Regions from separate parts of the Homo sapiens genome. Here regions 2 and 3 are each linked to region 1. A link is a contact called in ENCODE Hi-C or POLR2A ChIA-PET data. All regions are on one chromosome and are shown on one strand. The core of a region is the stretch at or near the end of the contact, and the rest is flanking DNA. Distances in the headings are between cores, read along the strand shown.

Region 1 (2,862 bases), core at 161-2,660:
GCACTCCAGCCTGGGTGACAGAATGAGACTCCGTCAAAAAAAACAAAAACTAACAAACAAACCCTGAAACTTAACTTGTTCAAAACCAAATTTATTACCTTCTCTCAAAATTGCTTTTTTATGCTCCCTATTTCAGATGAGATCAGGAGCGTTGAGGGTGGTATAACCAGAGACTATGTTCCCTATTTCAATTAACACTACCGATTCACACCATCAGCCAAGTCAGAAACTTTCTACTATTCTTCTCAACTTTATTTTGAAACCTCTTGGAATTTCGGGCCATTCCCTCCCGCCTGGATGAGCACACTCGTTTTCTGCCTACCTGGCCTTTCCGCCTCCACGGTCTTCACTTTCAATCCTTCCTCTATATTTTCACCAAAGATAATGCAATCATACCAAGCTCCTGCTTACAAAACCTTCAACGGCTCCCCATGCATGCAGCATGAAGTCCAAATTCCTCAGCAAGTTCTTCTCAGAGGTATACAATTTAAAGACTTTTAAATTACGCAAACCTGGATTTCGCTTGTAGCGAAATCTGAACACTGGCTTAGTCCACTCTTCACAGCGAAGAGTAAAAAGCAGAGAGGGGAAAGGAAGGGAGACGATGACAAGCGAGGAAAGAAGAGGGGGAAGGCAGTAGGGTCTGAGGGGAGGGAATTGTTTTCCTGGGTAGAGGTGAACGTTTTCGAGGGAAGAGTGTATCGGAGGGAAGTCAAGTGAAGGAACCCAGATCTCTGAGGCAGGAGCGGGTATGCGAGCAGGGAGGCGCTCAGTGGGGAGCTGGAAGTCTCTGAAACAAGAGTTTTCCGAGAAAACGAAAGATCCCTAATGCGAGCGAGGTAACTTCTAATGGGTTCCCAGGTTCTAAGGGGGAGCAGACGTGGCGGGGAGCCTGAGGGAAGTGAGAAGGAAAGGGGAAAGCGGCCAGGAAGGGAGCGTCCGCCGCCGCTGAGAGGGGGACCTCTGGGAAGCCGAGGGGTCCCGTCGGGTGCGGAGGGACGCAGGCGCCTCTGCTCCGGGGCAGAGGAGGTGGAGCGGCAGCGCGCGCGGGCCAGGCAGGATGCCCGGGTTTGTGACCCCCGTCCTCTTTTCACGTTACCTGAGGCAGGACTGAGCAGCCAGAGGGGTGCCTGCGCGGGCAAGAGGAGGAGACGGCGGCAAAGAGGGAGCATAGTAACCCTCACAGCTCGTTGGTGGCAGCGGCTCCTTAGCCTGCGGAGGCGGTGGGAGCCCCTAGCGCAGAAGCCGGCGACTCAGCTAGGCTAGCGGCGGCGGCGAACGAGGAGACTACTGCCATGGCCCCACAGTCGGGGCCGCTCCCCCCGCCTGTTTGGCGGGGCCAGGAGGACGATCCGACCAGCGAAGCCAACAGGGCAGCTGGTAGCTCTGCTGAGCTCCCGGGCCGCGAAAGACTGAAACGCCTACCCGGCCCAGCAGGGGGGTTGGGGGCGGGGTCTCGGCTGGCCACGCCCCTCCCTCAAGCCCTCCCTCAGAGTAGCCAGTCAACCGTCAACTCCTGATAAACGAGGTAGTGGAATTGCCCAATTAGCGCTAGGAATGCCACGTGGTATGAGGGTGGGCACAATGGGCGTCCAGAAAAGCCAATCAACAGCCGTAGGTGCCAACTCCGGAGGACGAAGGGAACCAATAGGAAGGAAGTCGAGGTAAAAACAGAAGAAGCAGTGTGTGGGAAAGGCGGAACCGAGGAGGAGGGAATACACCTGGGGGAAACCCAAGTCCAGGAGCCTCTTAGAGGGCGGGGCAGTAAACACAAGATGGACCAATAAAAATGTTAAACACAGAAATGATTGGTAATTGATAAAGCCAATAGAAAATGGACTAGACTGGCGCGGCTTTCGGGTTGGTCAAGGTATAGCTGAGTAAGGAAAAGCGGTAAGAATGCTGCGTCCTGCAGGATTTCAGTATAGTGAGGAGGAAAAAATATATCAATAATACCGACTTGAAATAGTAAGAGCAATCAGTAGAGCTAAACAAAATGCTAGGGAAGCAATTAATCATGACTATGAGATTCGGTTAAGTGAAAGCTTAGAGGAGGTAACACTTCAGCTAGCTTGAAAACAGATTTTGAAAGAAAGCTGGTGGGGAATAAGTTGGGATTTTTTGTTGTTTTTGTTGGTTGTTTTTTTTTTAGAAGGGTCTCACTCTGTCGCCCAGGATGATGGAGTGCAATGGAGCGATCATGGCTCACTTGCAGCCTCAAACTCCTGGATTAAGATGATCCTCCCAACTCAGCCTCCCCGGATAGCTGGGACTACAGGCACACGCCAGCATGCCTGACTAATTTTTTGTATATTTTGTAGAGACGGGGTTTACCATGTTGCCCAGGCTGGTCTGTAACTCCTGGACTCAAGTGATCGGCCCACGTTGGCCTACGAAAGTGCCGGGATTACAGGCGTGAGCCACCGCTCCCAGCTAAGAATTCTGCCCAGCTGTTCAAGGCACATATTTCTTCACTTTTTGCATGTGCCTGGACATCAGGAGCTCATAATCTCATGACTGAAGAGACTAGAACAGGAGGAGGGCAAGAGCAAGCAGTATGGGCCTTACTGTATTAGCACTCCCAGGGGTTAGAGACCCCTTTTCAGACATCTTAAGACTTTCATCCTCCTGGAAGAGTATAAGTGGTATGCATTCCTGGTGGCCATAAAGTTTAAGAAATATGGCCAGGGCCGGGAGCAGTGGATCACGCCTGTAATCCCACCACTTTGGGAGGCCGAGGCAGGGGGATCACGAAGTCAGAAGATCGAGACCATCCTGGCAAACATGGTGAAACCTCGTCTCTACTAAAAATAGAAAAATTAGCTGGGTGTATTGGCGCGTGCCTGTAGTCCCAGCTACTCA
Region 2 (2,823 bases), core at 201-2,700, 640 kb after region 1:
ATTAAATTAAAGAGTAATAAAATATTGCACGTAGATTTCTCTGAGCGACTATCTTCTGAGAAGGAAAACCTCAGACTAAGACCATGGCTGAATACGAACGCCCAATCCCTAAAAAAAATCACTAACCGGCATTTGTTTCTGCAAGAGAAAAAGGGAGTCTTACAATGAATAATCACATAACTCAGTTTCAGAAGTTAACCGGGGTAAAACACAACGAACCAAATTAGACAAATGTATGAAAGGACAAGCTTTCAAGAATTCGCCCAAAGTGAAAGACTGGTTTTAACCCCGGGATATAAAACATCCTTTGCAGGTAGAAGAGTCTTTAATTGAAAAAGAAAAAAATAAAATAAAGTGGCGGGCACAAGAAAAACCTGAACGACACGCAAAGGCAAAGTAAAAAATAATGATAATTTTAAAAAGGGGTCTCTCCTCCCACCCCCACTTCCAGCCCCCACCCCCACCTTCGCAGGACAATAGGATCAGGGTCCTAACTGCAAACTTTAAACGTGTAAACCAGAAGCAGTTTTACCGCAGCTGTAACTGCAAATCTCCTCATCCCGAACCTAGCGCACCCAGGAATACTTCTGCCCTGAAAACATCAGCAAGCTCTTGGTAAATACAAATCAGACCCATCACGAGATTCTTTTTTTTTTTCTCCCAAGTACCTGGAGGATCCATTTCAATATAAAATATCAGTTCTGTCGAATAGGGCATCATCACCTCCCTCCAGTCTGCGTCATCGCGGTCCATACTCCACACCGTATTGTACATCGCGCTGTCAGGGGCAGGTCGCCAGGAGATATATAGAAGGCATATATTTTTTATCTGGTATTTAAAAATCTAAAAATATATATCTGCAAAAGTTCCACACGGAAATGTACTTCGGGTTTTCCAACGGCCAGTACCAGTCCGGCCAAACTACCCGAACAGGGTCCTCCCCCTCTCTCCTACAGAACACAACAAAATGCCCCCGAACTTTCAAGCTATGGGCTTTTCTCCTCAGAGGATTACACAGAGGCTTGGGGGACGGAGAGCAGAGGTGTTAAAAAGCGGCTTCCCAAAAATCCTTTCTACACAGTCGCTCTCCGGGGAGAAAAGCTCCCACCGCCTCCAAATCTTTCCGCGGAAGCCACTTTTGTGTCCTTCGAAGGAGGGAGAATGAAGAGGAAAAAAAAGAACACGTTGGGAGAAACCCGGGCAAGTGACAAAGGAAGGCAAAAAAGGGGGCTGGAGATTGCGTTCAAGTTTCGGGGTCCCACTGGTCTGCAGAGAGCGAATCCCCCAGAGGCCGGGACTCGGGCTCCTCTCCGGTCGGTCTCGGAACCGAAGCTGCCGCAGCCTCGGGAATGGGGCCGGCCGGAGAAGTCCAGTCAGCTCGGCTTGTCTGGGCGCTCCCGCCGGGGTGTAAGAACCAACCCGACCGCACCAACTGCCCTCAAGCTCTGCCCGGACTCCAGCCACTAGAGTTTCATTTTAACGGCGCGGAGGGGACACCCTCCCCGCCCCATGCTGCCCACCCGCTGAGGCGCCACCCAACCGCGCCGGGAGGGGGGACAGCAGGCATCACCACCGCCCCTTCCACGCCGTCCCGCCTCGATGTACCGGGATTCTGTCAAGTGCCTGAGAACATGTTCAAAAAGCTGCTCTCCATCTCGACTTTCACGTCTCCCCACCGCTCTCTAGGCTTCGGCTCCCCAATCAGCCATCCGCGCTCTCCCCCAGCCTCAATCAGAATGGTACGATCCGGGCGCTGGCCGCACTCCAGGAGTCAGTGCCGGGAGCACGCGAGCCAGGCGAGGAGGGAGTGGGGCGAGGGAAGAGAGGCAAGGTGGGTGGTGATTGGCTGAGGCCGGTTGCCGGAGCCTGGAGCCTGCGTCTTTTGTCTGCCTTGCTCCTGCGAAGGAGCGGGAGACGGCTGCGCGCCCCAAGCGGGCCAATCAGGAGACAGCCGGCGCCGGCCGGTAAGGCGGCGATTGGTCAGAGCCCAGTTACTAAGCGGGACAAAGGCAGAAGGGGAAAAGAAAAGAGGAGGAAAAAAAAGAAAGAAAGAAAGGAAGAAAACGCAAACGGCGGTTACTGACAGGCTGGGCGAGCGCTCGGGGGCTCAAACTGCCTGGAGACAGGCGGGGCTCCTGCTGAGGCTTGGTCCGCCCGGACGAGTAAGGAGAGGAGCCAGGGAGGACCTGCTGGCGTGAGACGCCTCTGCCCGGTGATTGGCCGCGGGGGAAGGGAGCGGACACAGAGGGGGCACGTTCTGTCACTTGGCGGGGTGCGCGCTCTTCTGGTCCTTAGGAGGTCTCTGGGGAGACTCCTTTCCTACAGACCTCTTCACCTTGCTGGGACAGCCCTCTCCGCACCCTTGACAAGTTGTCAAAGCAATGGTCCCCAAACCCACTTGCCACCTTACCACTCAGGGAGAGGATGTGCCCGTGGCCCCTGCAACCTTCCTGGCTGCTACCTGACCCCACTCCCTGCTTCTCCCCTTGAGCAATTGGACATTTCTGAGGGAGGCATTTCGCAGTTCCTCTGTGCTTCCCACCCAAAGACTTTTGAACCCAGAGGTAACTCCCCACGCCTAAAATAGTGAGAGGTCTCAGCAAGCCCTCCTGCTCGAGTGCTCAAACCAATTAAAAAAAAAAAAAGTCTTGGAATTACAGTGCATGTGTAATTTCTAAGATAAGTCACAGGTGTTGGAATCTCTCACCAAAAGGGCTCTATTCTGTTTCCCTGACAGACCCTCTTCCTCACATACTCATTCCCACCCCCAAAGCTTAAATCTGGGAGATTGGCTTCACTATGAAAATGCTGAATATTTCCATG
Region 3 (2,820 bases), core at 250-2,749, 760 kb after region 1:
ATTCTTTGTTTTGAGATAGGGTCTTGCTCTGTCGTCCAGGTTGGAGTGCAGTGGCGCGATCTTGGCTCACTGCAGCTTGACCTTCCAGGCTCAAGCGATGCTTCCAAGCTCAGCGTCTGCAATAGCTAGGACTACAGCTGTGCACCACCATGCCTGGCTAATTTTTTTGTAGATATGGGGTTTCTCCGTGTTGCCCAGGCTGATCTGGAAGTCCTGGGCTCAAGCAATCCTCCTGCCTCGGCCTCCCAAAGTGCTGGAATTACAGGTGTGAGCCACCATGCCTGACCTCAGAATTCTTGATAACCCTGTGAGGATGGCTTAAGCTATACTCAGGTGTGTGACCTTGTACAAGTTACTAGCCTATCTAGGCCTGTTTCCTCACTTACAAAATGGGGACAAAAATAAACCTACCTCATAGTCATGAGCATTACATGAACTGTTATATCTTAGAAGCTCAGAAATGCCTGGTGGTAAATGCTATAAATACACCCTTATCATTATTAGTGAGTACCTAGGTTGTGCATGCCACTGTTGGGTGCTTTACGCACATTAATTTACTTGTCAGAATAGCCATGGGGGGGAGGTACTATTATAATGCCACTTTAGATATGAAGAAACTGACGTTTTGAGAGATTGGATGATTAAATCTCTGACTCCAAACACAACGCTTCCTCCAACGCGGTTTGGCCTTGGAGAGGAAGGCAGCTTCTTTCAAGACACCCCTGAGCGAGAAAGTCGCGTCATCCGGGGGCTCCCATTGCCCGAGCCCGCCACGTGGCAGTCTGGGCCGAATGCCTCTCCCCACTTTCTGGGTGGGCGAGGCCTGACTCCAACCCCGGCCCTCCGCTCTAGACCTGGTACCACTGTAGATTCAATCCAAACTCCCAGAAATGTGCCGCCTTTCATAATCCCCAGCTGTCCACTACAGGTGGTAACTCCCCTGCTGCTCAATGTGGCGTAAATCTTCCCTTCCATAGCTGCGGGACCACAGCTCACCGACCTGGGACAAACACCCGAGACGGGCCGAATTCCAGCTCGCAGGTAGTAATTCCGCCCCTCCCCTCCCCGCTCCGTCGCGTCCAGTCCAGCTCTTCTAGCCCTGCCCCGCTCCTCTAGCCCAACCGCTCCCCACTGTTGGCCCCGCCCCTCCCCGCCCCGTCCAGCTCTTCTCGCCCCGCCCCGCTCTTCTCGCCCAACTGCTCCTCGCTGTTGGCCCCGCCCCTCCCCCGCCACCCCCGCCCCCGCCCCGCCCCTCTCTTCTCGCCCAACCGCCCACCTCTGTTGGCCCCGCCCTCCCATCTAAGTCACGCCTCCTAGTAGGTCAATTTAGCTTCTCCAGCTCCAGAGCCCAGACTCCTCATTGGGCGCAGCACTATTCCCGCCTCTTCCTTGGGTCGCGAGCGCCGAACTCATCGAACGCAGCCAATGGGTGATACGACGGCAGCGCGGCGGGAGGTTCGATTGACCCGGTCTTGGCGGGTCGGTGAGTCTTGGCGGCTGTTAACGCGCGCTTTGGGAACAGGAAGGTTGAGAGAGAGGTGCTGGGGTCTGCGTCTATCTCTGTCGCTCTTTTCAGCCCCTCCTGGTATTCCCCTCCTAACCTGGGTTTTTTACACGCCCGCGTGGCTTCCTGCTCGACCTCCCTGAGTCTGATCCTGGTTTCCACCTCCAGCCCTGGGAAATTTCCTTTCTCCAGACTCGCCCTCCCCACCCGGGCCTCGGACTTTCACCCCAGCTTCTCTCTCCTGGCCAGTGATTACCCACCCCCAATCCCACCCCGCCCCGCCGCGCAACTACCTCCTCCCTTCACCCGGACTGGGACCATCATCCCCACTCCACTCCGCCCAGTCTGGGACTCCACCTGCCTCCTCCCCAATCCCACACTAATCTCTGCTTGGTCTCTTCCTCTTTGGCCTAATCTCTCGTCTCGGCTTATTGGGGACGGCCACTCTCACAGTTTGGTTCCAAACACCAGTTCCTGGATGGATTCCCGCCATCCATGCCCCCTCTTTAATTAGCCGGTCCTCTCAATAATGTAGCAGCCCCCTCTACAGATTAGACCCTGGTCCTACACTCTTAGCCGCTGCCTGCTTTTGACCTTTGGCTCATGGGTACTTGACGTTTTAAACTCCTAGGCCCAGGATGGTAAGTGTGGGCCTAGGGGAGACTGGGAATAGCCCTGGGTCAGGGTCTAGTAGGCCTAGGCTGCAGGATCCTTGCAGGCACTGTTTCTGTTCTCCCTTTACAGAGGAGGAGCTTGGCTCCCAGCCAGCTGGCCAAGAGAAAACCTGAAGGCAGGTCCTGTGATGATGAAGACTGGCAACCTGGCCTAGTGGTGAGCACTCAAGGGGACAGGGAAGGTGGGTAGAGCTGTTTGGACAGAAAAGAAGCCAGGATTTGGTTTCTAGGGTTACATAGCCAATTCCAGATGCCTCTTTTGTATGTTCAATAAACTTTTAGTGAGTACTTACTATGTGCCAGGCATTGAACAAGATTAGTAAAATCTTTATCCTCAGGGTAGTCACTAGAAGCTAATATAGCCTCAGTTTTCCTGGTGGGAAAAGATAAGCAAAAGAGCCAGTTGGATTGGACCTTTTGACTCTGCTTGGAAAAAAGGGCTACACAACAGCAATTAGCAGCTGGCTCTTTTGCTCTTTGTCCCCTGCCCAGTGTCACAGAACAGTAGAGTGTTCTGGGCCTACCTTGGAGTCCTGGGCTCACTTGGGCCTAGATCTGACAGGTTGTGTCCTTCCAGTCCTTGCTCATACTCAAGTACAGTATATTCTACTTTAGGTTGGGCCCTGGGCTCTGCTTCCTGTT

The links. A loop is a pair of places that touch in the nucleus more often than their neighbours do. ChIA-PET counts read pairs that join two places held with the same protein, here RNA polymerase II (POLR2A). Pooled maps may share reads with other maps.
Region 2: a loop to region 1 is called in a map of ascending aorta, with 2.9 times the contacts of the local background. The contact joins the promoter of PIK3R3 here to the promoter of TESK2 in region 1. A Hi-C loop is called at or near these places in 1 of 168 maps with a recorded cell type or tissue (ascending aorta) and 10 of 50 pooled maps. POLR2A ChIA-PET finds 5 or more read pairs at or near these places in 3 of 52 experiments (H1, PC-9 and T-cell).
Region 3: a map of naive thymus-derived CD4-positive, alpha-beta T cell shows a loop between it and region 1 (28-fold over the local background). The contact joins the promoter of RAD54L here to the promoter of TESK2 in region 1. A Hi-C loop is called at or near these places in 1 of 168 maps with a recorded cell type or tissue (naive thymus-derived CD4-positive, alpha-beta T cell), 2 of 37 single-sample maps with no recorded cell type and 12 of 50 pooled maps. POLR2A ChIA-PET finds 5 or more read pairs at or near these places in 1 of 52 experiments (IMR-90).

What each region holds. Positions count from the first base shown.
Region 1 is chr1:45,489,753-45,492,614 of GRCh38, forward strand. TESK2 (testis associated actin remodelling kinase 2) reads right to left here and starts at 1,411. Exons shown (of 11, transcript NM_007170.3): 1 at 1,100-1,411. RefSeq lists enhancers at 1,069-1,118, 1,405-1,699 and a silencer at 1,349-1,568.
Region 2 is chr1:46,131,179-46,134,001 of GRCh38, forward strand. It overlaps PIK3R3 (phosphoinositide-3-kinase regulatory subunit 3), which reads right to left and starts at 1,451. Exons shown (of 10, transcript NM_003629.4): 1 at 669-1,451. The coding sequence starts at 774. The region is part of intron 1 of P3R3URF-PIK3R3 (P3R3URF-PIK3R3 readthrough); the gene reads right to left. LOC101929626 (a long non-coding RNA gene) reads left to right here and starts at 2,193. Exons shown (of 3, transcript NR_125987.1): 1 at 2,193-2,212. RefSeq lists enhancers at 714-763, 2,004-2,233.
Region 3 is chr1:46,246,264-46,249,083 of GRCh38, forward strand. It overlaps RAD54L (RAD54 like), which reads left to right and starts at 1,500. Exons shown (of 18, transcript NM_003579.4): 1 at 1,500-2,145; 2 at 2,249-2,335. The coding sequence starts at 2,143. RefSeq lists a silencer at 1,061-1,320.